2 separate regions of the Homo sapiens genome follow, and region 2 is linked to region 1. Evidence: chromatin contacts called from ENCODE Hi-C or POLR2A ChIA-PET data. All regions are on one chromosome and are shown on one strand. The core of a region is the stretch at or near the end of the contact, and the rest is flanking DNA. Distances in the headings are between cores, read along the strand shown.

Region 1 (2,700 bases), core at 132-2,631:
AGGCCCGCAGTTCCCTTTTTACAGAGCTTGCACCATGGGAAAAAATAAAATAAAATTTAGGAAAGGGAGGCAACAGCCATTGGGAGCCAACACAGAGTCACGCAGCGCCCAAAATACAAACACCGCAGCGGCCAGAAATCCCGCCACCTTTCTCGTTCTCCCAGGCTGTCCTGTCGAGGTTCCCTGAGTCCCCCCGCACACTGAAAGGCATCGCAGGTGCAGTGCGCACCCCTTTCCCACCCACCCCAAGAAGCCCTGTCCCGCCATCAGTCTCTCTCCTCGGGATGAGCAGGGAGAGCGCGCGGAGGTTCCCGACTCCCTCGACTACAACCAAGAAAGAATAATTTTCAAAGTGTTCAACATCCCCGCCCCCAAGCTCCCCAAAACACAGGGGCAGGGAACACCAAAACACTCGGCTCTCATTAGGAAGATCACGGCTCTGAAAGGAAATAGTAGACACGATACTTCATCTCATCTGGATTTATGACCAAAAAAACAAAAACAAAAACCCAAAGAGTTCGCTTGCATTTTTTCCTTCCAAATCTCGGTTCGGCTCGAAGGCAGGGAATCTAAAAGACCGAGGCCGATGGAAGAGAGCCAGCGGGGCGAGCGAGCGGGCAGCCTCCCTTTTTGCCTCCCGGAGTTACCCAGAAGGACAGGGGAAGGGAAGGAAGAAGAGGCGAGGAAAAAGAGGAGGGAGGGAAGCGGAGGCCAGGAGCGACGGAGCAAGGAAAGCAGTTTGCAAGCGAGAAAAGAGGGAAAAAACACAGCCGCACGAATCCAGAGAGATCACAAGCCGTACGCAAGCAGCAGCAGAAAGAGCGAGAGCGCGAGCGCGCGTCCTCTCCGCGGTCTGGGGCCAGACAGCCCCCAGACTAGCCCGAATCACCCCCCAAGCACTGTCTCGTCCTCTCTGCTCCGGCCGCCCCCTAATTCCCCTCCTTCCTCTCCTCCACCTCCTTTCCAAAAACCAAAACAACACAAGGGAGGGTGGCAAAAGCCTCCCCAAACCGGCCGATTCACTCAAAGACAACAATAATAATAATAAATACATAACAATCTATATCCTATGGTGGGAGAGACGTGGGACTAATCTTCGGCATTTATTTTAACACCTGACAGCTAGAATAAATAAATATATACATTTATATCAATAGATACACATAGAAAACTTGGAGCCAAAGCATTTGGCAAGAGCGGAAAAAAAAAGAATTAAAAGGTAAAATAATGATCATGAGCAGCGGCGGCGGCAGCGGCACCAGCGGCAACAGCGGCGGCGGCGGCAGTAGCAGCAGCAGCGGCGGCAGCAACAGCAATAATCACCTGGTGTCCGGCCTTTCCTAGAAACTTCTTGCATCACCACTTCTAAGAACCCCAGTTCTAAGAATCAACAGAGCTCAATTCTCGGAATTTGAGCTTCGGACTTTACCACTGCTACGTGGCAGGGGAGGACTTGGTGTCAGCTCTCCGAGATTTTTACTGCCCCTGGCCAACCAAAAGCCCTCAAAGCCACAAGATTTTTTCACTGGCCGGCATATTTCGAGGTCCTCATAAGCAGAGCGTCTCGGATTTGGAGGTTCCGGTTCGAGGCTCGAGGGGCCTGAAGGTGGCTCTCCCTCCCCGGGCCCAAGACGATGGTATGGCCTGCTCCGCCACCATCACGTGGGCTCCTCCTCTGTGACGTCGGCGCCTTCGCTGTAGCAAAGCTCGGCCTCTGGAATTCTGAGAACTAATTTGCTATTCGGTGACATAAGAGGGGGAGTGCGCTTTGCTTTCCCGGGGTCTGGGGCTAATTCCTTCTTTCTTACCCATAAACTCAGCAGATCGAGCTAAATGCACAAAAGGGAGCGAGAGGTTTGAACCACTGGGAAAAGTATGTTATATATATAGTAGGGTTAGAGAGGCGAGTAAGAGAAAAATAAAATAAAATAAACATCACAGCTCTTTCCAACTAGAATATTAGGCACCACGAGAAAAATATTTGCCAAGCAGTTTTCGGTGGGTTCATTTGCTTTATTTTTATTTAGGACAGGGGTTTTTGCTGTTGTTCTGGGTTTTTTTCTTTCTGGTGTGGTGGCTTGGGATTTTTGGTTTCTGTATTTTGATGGTTTATGGATTTTTGCTTCTGATTTTTTGCCTTTTGCAAGTTTGTGGTGTTACGTAAATCACAGGATCGGCATCGGTTGGATTTTTTTGTACGTGCCTTTTCTTTCCCTATCTAATCCCTCAAGCGTTTTAAAGATGTATTATTTCAATACTAATACTATTGAAAGAAGCTTAAATTTTTGGCCATATGTAACAATCCCAGCCCCCACTTTTTTTTTTTTTTTTTCCTTTGGTGCAATTTTCTTTTTCCCCCTTGGACTTTTGCTGAAGTGTGTCTCTCCTGCACTTCAGAGAAATGTTCAAAGGATTTGTTTTGGTTTGGTTTGTTTCTTTCCAGGACAGCAAGTGGTGGGTTTAATCTGTTATTGTTGACTCTTGGGAAATTTCTTGTTGCAAGAAACGTGTGTGTGGGGGGGAGGGTGGGGGTGGCGGGGTGGTATGTGTGTGTTTTCTACAAAATTCTGTGAGCCAAATACCTGTTTGTGTTTTGTTTTCTCTTAAGGTCTTGAGATTTTTGTTTTCGAGGCTCGTTTCAAGGTCGTTGTAAAAAAATCTCTTCAGTCTGTGTTTAAGAGATCAGCCGGAGGGAATTCT
Region 2 (2,700 bases), core at 176-2,675, 1.6 Mb after region 1:
AAATTCTTTTATTAAACAGAAAGTTTTGAGTATTTGCCTAGAGAGTGATGTGACTTTTGCAGCAGAAGGTGGGAAAACATCCAAGGGAACTACATTTCCTCCAGAAATTGTTTCTTCATTACCATCGACCTACTGATTATGGTTTTCTCATTTTACACTTGGTGTTCTTACTTGGGATCTTTGTCCTTAAGCTCAACAGGGAGCCACAACCCAGGGGACCTATGTGTACACTTGGAGTTTTTATCAGACTATCATTTGAACTTACCACTACAGTTTAGCAAATGGCATGATGAGTTTGATTGATAATAGGAGTAGACGCAAGATACATTAAGTAGAGTACAAAGCATTTCATAACCAAAATGTCATGGTTGGAGGTCTTCATTATTCGGTCTTTATCTCATTCAGGAATTTCCACTTGAAAAATCTCTGATAAGCTTTATTTCAGAAACTGCTTGAACAGCTCCACTGACAAATGCCTCACTATCTTCTGATACATCGTAGGCAGTTCTGAGGGTGAGAAAGTTCAAAGCAGATAGATGTTTTAACACAACAGGAGGACTTTTAAACAATCACCAGGACTCACTCCTCGGTGGTCAATTGGGCCTGTTTGGAGGCCTGACCTTTGGTCATCTTAAGGTCATCTAAGGCAGAAAAGAGAAGCTCACTTATAAGTTGGCACTTCTGAATCATTTGCCTTGAGGTCCATTTTTTATTCAGCCTTTGTTTAAACCTTCTTAGGAAGCCAGTTTGTAGAGTTCTGGGGATAAGAAGGCAGAAAAACCATGTCAATTCAGTGCTTTTATTTCACAGAAAATGAAGCAAAGGCCTAGAAACTAGAAAGACATTTCTCAAAAAGAAGATGGTGAACTTTTGGAAATACTGAGATTAGACTACATTTTCCAATTTCTATCCCTAGCCCACTGCTCTTTCCAATATAATATCTGTATTCCATGGGAAAGACATGCCATCTGAATTGATGTATCGTAGTTGTTGAGATAATTTTGAAATGAGAAAACAATAGGGCACAGTCGTTTGGGAAGAATTTCCAGAAATTGCCATCATTTTCTTAAAGGCTAAGGACACTTATAGAGCTCTCCGATTTCCTATCTGATAAAAAAAGCCCAAACAAAGCTGCGGAAGCTGGCAGAGCCAGCAGATATTTTGTAAGGCAGCTTCACCTCTGCTGGCATTTTGTGGGGCAGGAGAGGGGGAGGGCAAAGGTATTAAATTTAGGCTTAAAAGCTCCTCAGAAATTCTTTACACACAAGAGACCAAGTTGGAGAAAAGAAGATGACTTGTGCCAAGGGGAAGAAAGAGAGAGACTAATGCCTGTGGTTTTCAAAGGTTAACAACAACATAAAAAAGCCAAGGTATTTGCACAGGGATGAATGCTCATTGGCTCTTGGCCAACAATTATACAAGGGCTTGTGCCCACATCCTGTAGCTGTGGTTTAGGGACGCTGCTCATGAGTGACTTCTTATGCTTAGTGGCAGGAAACTTTAGTCACTGATGTGTAAACTCACCTTTGGTCTGCACCTCCCACAACGTGCTCCGAAAGCAGTTAGGGGACTAGGCCTCTTGATTTCCTTGTAGATACCAGTTCCCCAGAAGCTAAGGAAAAACTCTGAGGCCTTGGAGTTACTGAGAGTGGACCAATACTTGTCTTATTCTACCTGATTTTGGCAACTGCTTAGGGTTCTTCTGTATCCACAAAAAGGAATTATGATATCCTCTGCTAAACCCTCTCTTTAGCCTCAAAGCCCAAGACCAAAAAAAATGAGCCATATTTCATTGCAGGCCTGCTGCCAATGTGAAATATAAGGAATAAAGTCATGAGACTGCTTCTCAACCTAGACCTTGTATCTCGTGTGCTATTTTATATTCGATTTTAAAAAGCTCTTAGTAAATATCTCAGTCCCCTTTTCAGTGAAGCCAAATGGAATTTGCAAGCCCAGTTTAATTAACTCCTACGTTTTTAAGGTAGATATGACAGATCATGATATATTGTGGATGCGTTGAGATCAAGTGTTCTGAACCACCAACTTGTCTGTCGTGTCCTGCCCATAATGCTTACCCCATGCATCTCAGAAATTCCTTTTCCTTTTTTAATATTGTCTGAGCACTCTTCACGGAATCTGAGATTAGAAAGGATCTTAAAGGTCATGTAGTTTAGCCTCCTTTGGTTGAGGTTGCAGGAATGCCCTCAACCAGAGCATGCACAGCAGATGGAAAATCAGCTTCTGTGTGAACATTCCAAGAGCCCAGAACTCCTTGCTTTCTAAAGCAGTTAATTCCACTACTGAGCAACAGCAACAAGTAGAAGGTTTTTCTGGACATTGCACCCAAACCTCTCTCCTTGGAAATGTATAGATTTGATGCTAGATATTCCTTTGAAGGTATCCCAAATAAATTAATTTCCTAGTTCACATATTCACACTTTCTATAAAGGCAGGTGCTCTCCTAAAAGGTAGTGACAGTAGTTTTATTTTTGTATTTAGAGACAAAACTCCAGTGAGCACAATCATTTTTAAATATGATGCATTATCCAGAGTCCTTATCGAGCTTGTCTCTTCTTTGTAGACTATTCTGTTTGGTAAACACTTCTTTTAAAATATTATATTCAACACTTGTCTTGGCAGTTCATATATAGATTAATCAGTGCAAATTAGAATGGAGTTGTTCTTTATTTGCCACTATAC

Evidence for each region. Hi-C counts contacts between places; a loop is a spot of excess contacts on that map. ChIA-PET counts read pairs that join two places held with the same protein, here RNA polymerase II (POLR2A). Pooled maps may share reads with other maps.
Region 2: a loop to region 1 is called in a map of CD4-positive, alpha-beta T cell, with 8 times the contacts of the local background. The contact joins the enhancer-like site here to the promoter of BCL6 in region 1. A Hi-C loop is called at or near these places in 7 of 168 maps with a recorded cell type or tissue (CD4-positive, alpha-beta T cell, CD4-positive, alpha-beta memory T cell, CD8-positive, alpha-beta T cell and 2 more) and 10 of 50 pooled maps. POLR2A ChIA-PET finds 5 or more read pairs at or near these places in 5 of 52 experiments (CD4-positive, alpha-beta T cell, T-cell, activated CD4-positive, alpha-beta T cell and 2 more).

The regions. Positions count from the first base shown.
Region 1 is chr3:187,744,087-187,746,786 of GRCh38, forward strand. It overlaps BCL6 (BCL6 transcription repressor), which reads right to left and starts at 1,382. Exons shown (of 10, transcript NM_001706.5): 1 at 1,324-1,382. BCL6-AS1 (BCL6 antisense RNA 1) reads left to right here. Exons shown (of 2, transcript NR_173091.1): 2 at 1,158-1,940. RefSeq lists an enhancer at 495-1,020.
Region 2 is chr3:189,323,451-189,326,150 of GRCh38, forward strand. It overlaps TPRG1 (tumor protein p63 regulated 1), which reads left to right. Exons shown (of 6, transcript NM_198485.4): 6 at 1-1,854. Among named protein-coding and RNA genes, the nearest start is that of TPRG1-AS2, 84 kb to the left of the region's middle. RefSeq lists an enhancer at 616-1,815. Within about 2 kb of position 1,426, at least 6 of the 41 ENCODE cell types and tissues checked have a DNase peak (open chromatin) inside an H3K27ac peak, as active enhancers do; they include CD4-positive, alpha-beta T cell and CD8-positive, alpha-beta T cell, where a contact is called at or near this core.